Regions from separate parts of the Homo sapiens genome. Here region 1 is linked to region 2. Evidence: chromatin loops called from intact Hi-C (ENCODE). Cell type or tissue: PC-3. All regions are shown on one strand. Links, peaks and the distances in the headings refer to the core of each region. The heading gives the core; the rest is flanking DNA.

Region 1 (5,393 bases), core at 274-5,273, 240 kb before region 2:
AGGTTAAGAGAAAAGGAAAATCCACTGACTAGACGTATTATCTTTTTTAAAAATTTTTTAAATTCTTTAATTTTTATTTCAATAGCTTTTGGGGTACAAACATTTTTTCACCTACATATAGAGGTGAATTCTGATATTTCATTGCACTTGACCACGAAGTAGAATACATCGTACCTAACGCAGTGTTTTTTATCCTTCTCCTCTCTCCCACTCTCCCCATTCTGAGTCTCTTAAGTTTATTATATCACTCTGTATGTCTTTGATTACTCATAGCTTAGCTTCTGCTTATAAGTGAGAACATACAGTTTTTGGTTTTCTGCTTCTGTGTTACTTCACATAGAATAATGGCCTCCAGCTCCATCTAAGTTGTGGCAAAAGACATTATTTTGTTCCTTTTAATGGCCAAGTAGTATTTCATGGTGTCTATCTATCTATATACATCTATATGATATCTATCATATATATATCTATCTATATACATATATATGGTATCTATCATATATGATATATCTATACATATATATGATATCTATCATATATGATATATCTATATACATATATATCATATATATCTATATACATATGTAATCTATCTATATACATATATATGATATACATATATATGAGATACATTTATACATATATATGTTATATATAATATCACATTTTCTTATCCACTCATTAGTCAATGGGCACTTAGGTTGGTTCCACATCTTTGTGATTGTGAATTGTCCTGCCATAAACATAAATTTGCAAGTGTCTTTTTCATAAAATGACTTCTTTCCCTTTGAGTGGATAGCCAGTAGTGGGATTGCTGAATCCAATGGTAGATCTACTTTTAACTCTTTAAGGAATCTCCATACTGTTTTCCAAATAGGGTATGCTAATACACATTCCCACCAGCAGTGTATAAATGTTTCCTTCTCCCCAAATTCACACCAACATCTATGTGTTTTGACTTTTTAATAATGGCTATTCTTACCAGTATAAGGTGGTATCTCATTGTGGTTTTAATTTGCATTTCCCTGATGATTAGTGATGTTGAGCATTTTTTCATTTGTTTATTGGCCATTTGTATATCTTTTTTTTAAGACAGAATCTTGCTCTGTCACCCAGGCTGGAGTGCAGTGGAGTGATCTCGGCTCACTGCGACCTCCGCCTCCTGGGTTCAAGCGATTCTCCTGCCTCAGCCTCCCGAGTAGTTGGGACTACAGGTGCATGCCACCATAGCAGGCTAATTTTTTGTATTTTTAGTAGAGATGGGGTTTCACCGTGTTAGCCAGGATGGCCTCTATCTCCTGATCTCATGACCCAACCGCCTCAGCCTCCCAAAGTGCTAGGATAACAGGTGTGAGCCACTGCACCTGGCTTTGTATATCTTCTTTTGAGAATTATCTATTCATGTCCTTTGCCCACTTTTTAATAGGATTATTTGGTATTTTTCTTGCTGATTTTTTTGAGTTCAGGCAGATATATTATCTTTAATTTAATTATTTATTATTGGATTTTGTAATGTTTTCCAATTTCATCATTAAAACCAATGCTGTAAGAAAAAAAGTTTTATTGCATTCCAGAAAATATAGAGCTGCTGCATTCTTTATAATAGCTCCCCAATTTTGCACTCTGTGCATTTTTTGTAACTTAAGAGTTAGTAATCTTCAAAAGAAGAATGACATACTGAAGACCCCTTGCCCCTGAGGTTTTCGCAGCAGGGAGGAATTACAGAAGTGGAACATAGATCTGTAGGCTAATATATTGTTCTTTGCATTCCTAATTTGTTAAGCAATCTTCTAGATCGCATTATATAATAGTAACCTTCTGCTATGACAAATAATACAACAATGTTCATACTGTTCGCTATTGTATGGATGTCATTTCTTACATAGAGAAGTATATTATTTCTAGAAATTGAGTCATCATGGGGTCAAACTGTATGTCATTTTTAACACAAAAAACAAGCTTCTGATTTTTCTCCATAAAAAGATCTAACCATTTACACTCCTATACAGCAATGTGAAAGAGGTGCGTAGAGTCAAACTATATAGTAAGAAAGATAAAAATTGTTACCTCGATGATTTTAATTTGAATTTATCTTATTACAAACAAAAATGCACATTTTATTATTATTTAAGAATCACTTGTATTTCATTCATCTCTAAACTATCAGTTTTTGTCTATTGGGTTTTCCTTTTTCTATTCATTCATAGAAATTTGGTTATGTGCTGCAAAAACACACACATTTACACAAACACGTATATTAAGTTTTTATTTGTGCTTTGAAAATAGTGTTTTGTGACCTGTAATGTTTTACATGTAGTTTAAGAGAATGCCATTCTTTTTTTGGGGGGTGGGGGACGGAGTTTCGCTCTTGTTGCCCAGGCTAGAGAGCAATGGCACGATCTCGGCTCACTGCAACCTCCACCTCCCAGGTTCAAGCTATTCTCCTGCCTCAGCCTCCCTAGTAGCTGGGATTATAGGAATGTGCCACCACACCCGGCTCATTTTTTTTGTATTTTTAGTAGAGACAGGGTTTCCCCATGTTGGTCAGTCTGGTCTCGAACTCCTGACCTCAGGTTATCTGCCCGCCTCGGCCTCCCAGAGTACTGGGATTACAAGCCTGAGCCACCACACCCGACCGAGAATGCCATTCTTATACACATTTATTGCATACAGTACATTACTGTGGTTAAATACATCCTTCCCTCCTATTTCCTTCCGCCCACCTCTTTCTTCATTCTTTCCACCAGCAAATATTGAAGAATGGCTAAATGACAAGCTTCCTCACTTCAAGTCTAGTCTCTTCTTTGCTATCTCAGATTGTGTAATACATCCTATTGCAACATTTCGGGAATGTGGAATGAGACAGCACCAAGAAAGATCCAGGCCGAGGTCTGCAAGAGCAGTATCTGAGAGCTTCAGCACAAATGCACTACAAAATAATAGGTAAAATCATTGGAAACCAAAGTCAAAGGAGGCAGTAATATGATTCATAAAGTAAAAATCTTCAAACATTTATTTCAATCTTTCTTCATTTACAAACAATTCTTCTCCCTCTCGTTCTCTGTCTCTCTCTGCCTCTGTGTGTGTCTCTCTCTCCCTCTCTCTCCTTCTTGCTCCTGCTCCCTCTCTCTGTCTCCTTCCCTCCTTGCATTGTTTCAAATCTGACTTGAAGAACAGGACATAATTAATTTTCAACTTTTAAATCTTCCTCTTCAACCTGAAGCAAAACTTCATAATGCACTTTTGAGTATATGAAGATTAAAATAACATCAAATGAAAATCAAGAAGGGGAGGCTATGAAGTCAAAAGTCATACTTGCCATGGACAAAGTGCATAGATAATTATATGCTGGGTGAATATGGGGAGTGAGAAATGATATATTTTTGAAATGTCTCGTCATTTTAAAAACAGTATTCTACATTTTTTAAAAAATCTGAGAAACCAGGTAAATTGGGAAGGCTACCTAAATATGTCACCCTAAATTATTTGCTGGTCACTTTTATTCATTCCAAGTTCGTAGATGTGTTTCTGATTAAAGCTGGTTTCCTCATACAGACACACACACACACAAATACGCACACACACACATATATATATATACATATATACACAAATACAGTTCATCTGTGGAAAAACTAAGACTGAAATGAAATATGTATCATGAAAGTAATACATATTTGGTGATGGCAGAGGTCAAAAAACTAGGATAACTCTGGAGTATGTTGTTATCGCTAAGAAACTTTTTTAAAAGGAGAAAGCCTACTTTTTTACTATGAGCAGTGGTCAGTAAAGGCTTTTGGTAAAGGGCCAGATAGTAAATATTTTCAGATTTAAAGACTCTGCCAAAAACAACCATAGATGAGATGTAAATAAATGGGTATGGCAGTGTTTCAATAAAACATTATTTCAAGAAACAGGTTGCAAGCTGGATTTAGCCTATGGGTCATAGTTTACTGGCCCCTGATGTAGAAAGTAAGTAATTTTTTTGGGTGGGGGGCACGGACAGGGTCTTGCTCTGAGATCAGGTGTAGTAACCAGATCTCAACTCACTGCAACCTCTGCTTTGGCCTAAAGCCATCCTCCCACCTCATTGTCTCAAATAGCTGGGACTACAAGCGCGTGCCACCATGCCCAGCTAATTTTTGTATTTTTGCACAGATAGAATTTTGTTATTGCACCCAGCAGCTAAATGATTATTTAAATGATGTTTGTTTGCAATATATATATCTACGCTGGATATTTTCTGTTTGACTCTCCACATGCACTTACCATCCTTCTCCATCCTGCTTTCTGTAGGGAAAGTTGGCTTATATGGACCCATCATTTCACAATCTAATTCCCTGGCTTCTGTTTAAGTTCAGCCAAGAGGAGACATTGTTAGAAACTCAGAAGGCCAAAGGAAAATGGGGACAAGATACAGTCTAGCTTCCTTCATGCTAGGTTAACACAGGTTGCGTATATCCCTCCATAAAAGGTCACAGCTCTAGTCTGACGATCTTCTCTACAGCTACAGCTGGGCTCTCAGGGTTCTGTTTACTGCTCCCACCCCTGGTCCCTTCAGGCTTATGGGTTGTGCTTAGAGCTTCCTAATGTACTAGCCCCTGAATATTCCTTGTTGATTTCCCTTAAATCAAAGTGATTCCTATTCCCACTTCACTAAATAGTTCCTTTTAGTAAATTGTTTTGAATTATTCTACTTGAATGTGCCATCTGTTTCCTGCCAGGAACTTTGACAGATCTAGTATATTTTTCCTTGAGCAATTTTAAATATTTTGTAATATCAATTTTATAATACCAAAATGCTATCTATCGTATGTATTTCAGAGAGGTCAGTGAATGTAAAAATGCACTACTTTATTCTGTCCGACACTAAAATAAGGCACCTAACCCTGGCCACCATGTTTTCTCTTCTGTATTTGCTCATGTTAACATTCTTCAAAGGCCACATATATTCAACAGCAGGACCTGAAAGCTTTTATTTACCCAAAACACTGATGAGCTCATGCTGTTTTCTACCTACCTTCATCCTGCCATATGAAACTCAAAAACAAAAGCAATGCTAAGACATTAAACAAGGGTAAAAGCAACTCAATGTTTGGGGTATTTTCCTAAAATAACTACTTTGGTAATTTGAAAATTTACAAACAATTTCAAAATAAAATAATTGCCCTTCTGATTAATTGATGTCTTAAGCGTGTACTTGATTTTTCTTATTGGAAAATTCAGAACTGCTGTGTGATATGAAGGCCAACTTCCTCGTCATGGAATTAAGGATTCATGATGACCTGCTTTATGCCTACCTTTCCAGACTAGGTTCCCAACATTCCACCCTCCATGTTTGCACTTTAAACCCTATAGTCATGCAGAGTTTGTAATGGGTATTAAATCTAAGT
Region 2 (5,393 bases), core at 246-5,245:
AGATTTTTGTAGGAATTAAGATGAAATATAAAGTGTGCATGAGTGAGCAAGTGCTTAATGAATTCCAGCTTCTTTAATCTTTCTGTGTGCTACTATTCAGGACTCAAAGTAGATTATTAGTGAAGGCCTATTTAATTCATGCCAAGTTAATGAATGAGGTCAAACAGTAATAAGGTGAAGCACAGAATCCTTTAAGTCGACATTTGCCGAGCAATTCAAACTTACGGTAATGAAGAATAAATATTAATATATGTCATGATTTACATGTCTATCAATTAGATCCCTAATTATATTGATTTGACATGGAAATGCTTTATTTTTATTGCGGGGGTACATTTGGAATGATAGAAAATAATTATCTGTGTTCCACACCCAAATCATGAAATTCTTTCCTGCATGGACAAGGGATAGAAAATAAAACCCTATTGCTATCTGCTATATTAAGAAGCTGCTCAATTAAACAGAAGTCAATTTTGTTATTCATTAAACTCAGATTGAGACATCAAATTTTCTTTCAGAAAGCAGTGGATCTCAATATGTTGCTCTGTGTTCTGTTAAATACCTTCCATCATGAATAATTAGTGTCAAATGTGCTCAGAAGCTCATGGCCAATATTCATCATCTTTGGTGCATGGGCCATAGTGACAATTGTTGAGATACCTGAACTTTTTCTTTTTGTAAATCTAAATGCCACCAGAGAAAAATATATTTGTTTTTCCAATACATTCTCTGCCTGATTTAACGTTTAAAATTTATCTTCCTAGGCCTCTACTTGGAGTTCATCCTGTTCCAAAATATTAAAATTCTCTTCCCTTATTCTTTCCATTTCTTCTTCTTCTTCTCCTTCCCCTTCCCCCTCCCCTTTCCCCCACCCCTCCTGCTCCTCCTCCTCCTCCTTCTTCTTCTTCTTTTTTCCTTTTATTGCACTCCAGCTCTGTTGCCCAGGCTGGAGTGCCATGGTGGGGTCTTGGCTCACCGCAGCCTTCGCTTCCTGGGTTCAAGCAATTCTCCTGTCTCAGCCTCCCGAGTAGCTGGGATTGCAGGTGTGTGCCACCATGCCTGGCTAATTTTTGTAGTTTTAGTAGAGACAGGGTTTCACCATGTTCACCAGGCTGGTTCGAGACCTCAAGTGGCCTCAAGAGGTCTGGCAGGCCACAGCCTCCCAAAGTGCTGAAATTATAGGCATGAGCCACTGCACCCAGCCTCCATTTCTTCTCCATTGTTAAAATTACACACTTTAAGGTACCACTCACTGCAGACCTACTGAGCCTCCAGTCTCTAAGAAGTTGTTTCTAGAAATACAATTTTTACCAAATTTTCCCATGATTTTAATGTGAAACCAAGTATAAGACCCTCCTTATTAAAGGAACATGAAGAACATGAGAGATGCTAATAGTCATCACCATCAATATTTTCACAGGGGCATAAAAAACAGCACTAGGGCTGTGATAAGGGTAATAAGGTGACAGGTGCACCAGGTGAGACAGGTGATGGGGTGATAAGGTGACAGGTGGGCCAACAATTGTTAGGAGGAGTTTTCTTCTCTTTTTACTTTGTACCTTTCCTTTAGCTAAGAACAGTGTCTAATCCTGGGCCATCAGATTTCTTACACACAGAAATGCCAACACATAAAAGTGACATATAAGTTGGAGATGCAAGAAAACAATGGACATTAAGATAATTGACAATAAAAATTTCCATTAAAATAATTGAAAATAGTGAACCAGATCTATCATATCTACAAAATTATTGTCTATAAATTCAATGTTGTATTTTGGTGTTCCTGATGGCCAGCAATGCAGGGGAGTGAAAATGAGATATGAGAGTTTAAGCATTAAAGGGCAGAAGGATACTGAGAAATCCCTCAGTGAAACAACGCAATTTAGGCCAGGAATTTTCCACTCTTTATCCTCACAGGCCCTTTTTGGTACCTTGTGTAATTATAGCAGACATATAGGGATGTCTCTGCAACATGGTGCCTGTCAGGTTCCTGCGTTTTTCTTTTTGCCTCTCAGATGATTTTTACTATCACAGGCCTGGGGAAAGTGATTTGCACATGAAGCATTTTAGCAGACCAATCAATTAGAATCAGCCTTTTTCTGTTTATGTCAACAGCCAAATGATCGTGAGAATACCCAGGCCATTTGTTACCTCCCAGGGATTTAGCATCCAGCACCTTGGGTTGTCTGAAGTTCTTTCCAGGGAGCTGCCTCCAGACCTTAGACACACCACGAGAAAATGTCTCCTTGGCTACTGACAATAATGAATCAACTGCATAAATATATCTGTCAAAATGATGGTGCATTTGTCTATCTGAATACTAGAGAAGGAAGGGTAGGAGAGAGTGAAAGAAAGGTGGAATTGAGTAGAGTCTGACACCTCACAAACTTAGCAATTTTGGTAAAGGATAAATTCACATCTACCCATACATTTCTTTGGACATCTGTGCAGAATCCTCAAATCCAATTTCTTTGGAAAAGACAGTCTCCAATATATTTTCTGAATCAAATGGATTTTTAGTTTGTTTGTTTGTTTGTTTGCTTTTAAAGTTAATTTATAATTTCCTTTGAAATGAAGACTGTAGACATGGCCATATCTAAGAGAATATGAATGAAAGATTTAAATAGGGGCATTCATGGTCAATCCACTTCCTTTGTTTATCCTATCCTGTAAATATTTTCAGTCTACTACCCATCTGTCACTCCATTCTCCTGATTCCAGCTCTTATCAGGATTGTGGCCTGTGGTTTAACTGACTGCCTTTGCCAGAGAGTTAAAACGAGTCTGTTCCTGATTCACAGCACCAGCTAGATCACTAGGGCCACTAATGATGAGTTTAGCAAAACTCCCTGCCAATAACATGAAACCATTCAATGGCTGAAAAATGCTTCCTGTCTGAATTAACCCCCCAAATATTTACAAGTACAGCCTACAAAAAAATTCAACAGCATGCAAACTTAATTACTCAACAGTGATGAAAAGTCCACTTATTCTTGAAGCCAGAGAAGGGAAGTTAGGTGAGTTAGAAAGGGATGACTTGGTGTTTTCTCACCTTCCTCCTGGACCAAATCAATGGCATAGACACTATGGATTGATTTGGAACACCATCTAGTGAAGGATATGAGGAAGCGCATGGACGTAGAAAATCCCACATCAACTCCTGGTTCGATTCATTTAACATTTCCTTTAGACTATTTTAAATGGTTCTGAAATGAATAAGGATGTAATTTTTTTAAGTTATGAAAAAAACAAAACAGAATGACCAGTGTGTACTCCAGCACTGACCAGATTCAGCTAATGAGTCCACTTGCCTCTTTTTCTCTTAGCACTTCCCCACTGACTACAGTAAGGATGTAAGAAACACCCCCATAGAGTTGATACAATCAAGTTTCCTTCTGCCGGAATGTCAGCATCTGGAATGGCACCAAAGGATTTGAGAAGAATGATGCCAGGACACCAGATTTTCAAACAAGCATCTATCAGCCATGGTATTTTTCAGTTAAACAATATATGTGTAAGAGGCTTTAGCTATCAAAAAATTTAAACATTTTCTGGAACTCAATAGCTTTTATCGTCAGAAAATCGGTACCAACAGCACCTATTTCACAGTGTGCTGCACACAAAAAACATTCAATAAATATAATATTGTTCAATAACTAGAGGTGGCAGCTAGAATTTTTAACCTGGGAAGAAAGCTGAATATAATTCAACCGTTACATTTTGAATTCTTCTATATAAAACTGTGTCCTCAATTTATTTATTTATTTATTGAACTTCTCAACTCCACATTTCAATGTCTTACCCCTTGGGATGTTGATCCATGTGCTGTTAGCACTGAATAAATATTATATGACTGCCTCTAAACTTCCCACAGAGGGAAAAAAAGACAAAGCAAAACAACAACACAATCCCTCACATTCAATGTTGTGGTTCTTTTACTATAATTATCAATTCCCGAATCAATCTTGCCTTCATGTACCCTAGTCTGACTTTCAGGAAACCTCACTGCACTGTTCCTGATTGGAATCTTGCTTTGTGTTTTCTAGCGGTTGCTCTGAAGTCACATGGTCAGCCTGCCATTTGGGGTATCATAGTTTCTGTGAGTAATTGATTCTATCCAGTCTTAAATGGAAATAAATGCTGTGTTTGTATTGCTCAGCATGTTAAATTTTCCTTTTAGGTGAAGCAGAAAAGGTTACATAAGGTCTGAAAGCCTCAATCATAGGCCACTAGGAACACAGTGACCTCCCATTACACTCTTGGTCTTCTCTCTAAAATCAGAAGAAAAGAAGACTGGCCAGAATGCTGGAGTGTCTCTCACTTTCTCTTTTCAACTCTTCTATTGTTTGAACAATGACTAATTAGCTGTCACTATCTTTAATCCAGCAATGTACTGACTAACTCATGCCTATTTTTAGCAACAGGTGAATCTTAGGACATTTCTTCAAGAAGCCAGCACTTTAGACTAATGGGACCTACTTTGATCTTAGAGAACAGAACAGTTTTCAAACATTCCAACTGTGCTTCCCTGATTTTGTGTGTCTGTGTTTGTGGTCCTTGAAATAATAGAGAAGGAAGGTTTTTACCTAGCAACACATTTTCAATCTGCTAGGCAACACCTGAGAAGCACCTGAAGGCAGGCAGAAGTCCTCTACTGAGTGGTTTCATTCGCCCCAGCTGAACAGCTGACACGAGCTCCCGAGGCACTCTACTGAGGATAATTAGACTTATACTCAGGGACCGGCAATAAAACATGAAAACAACTATGATATAAAATGAAATGGGCTATCTGTCATAACTGAAGAATAAACTGTGATGGAGATTTAAATCAGGGTATTCTACAGCCAATGATGAGGGCCAATGGAAAAGAGTGCTTTGGGCAGGAGGTTTTGTACTTTAGACAAAGGTCAGATTTTGCTGTCATTCAATCAGCTGTGTGTTGTGTAGGCAACTTATTATCATTCAGGTTACAGTACAAGAATTTACAAGTGACTCCTCCTCCTCTTTCTCCTTCTTCATCAAAGTAAATTAGAAAATACTGCAGATTATCCCCATATAATATTCCTCTCACTCTTGCTCTGAAATATTTTAATGAATGGGACAGAAGGCGCTAAAATTACAATCAGAAGAGCACATAACTGGAGATGCTGGTTTCTTACAAAAGTACTTATTTCTTTATGTTGTTGTTCTGGTGTGATTATTGATAGTATCCTTTTCAGTTTCAAAAATGTCCTGAGTTGGGCAATTCATCCTCTGGTCACCAGACACGCACCAACAGTCTATCTCATGAAAGCTGTAACAGCACACGGAGTGGCACAAGTGGGTATGATGCATCGTCCACATCCACTGACATCACCGATACTGTCGGCCTCCCTCTGCTTAGGCTTCCAAAAC

Evidence for each region. Hi-C counts contacts between places; a loop is a spot of excess contacts. Peaks named below come from ENCODE experiments on the same cell type or tissue, not always from the same donor. Only the 100,000 strongest peaks of a DNase experiment are listed, where the experiment ranks them.
Region 1: a loop joins it to region 2, with 2.4 times the contacts of the local background. A loop is called at or near these places in 2 of 110 quality-filtered maps.

The regions. Positions count from the first base shown.
Region 1 is chr3:30,508,990-30,514,382 of GRCh38, forward strand. No RefSeq gene overlaps it. Among named protein-coding and RNA genes, the nearest start is that of LINC01985, 7.2 kb to the right of the region's middle. In PC-3, for the core only: no CTCF peak of the experiment used is centred there; DNase peaks (open chromatin) are centred at 1,832 and 2,772; H3K27ac peaks cover 1,941 bases.
Region 2 is chr3:30,745,089-30,750,481 of GRCh38, forward strand. The region is part of intron 14 of GADL1 (glutamate decarboxylase like 1); the gene reads right to left. Among named protein-coding and RNA genes, the nearest start is that of TGFBR2, 140 kb to the left of the region's middle. In PC-3, for the core only: a CTCF peak has its summit at 3,108; DNase peaks (open chromatin) are centred at 3,063 and 4,363; H3K4me3 peaks cover 336 bases; H3K27ac peaks cover 829 bases.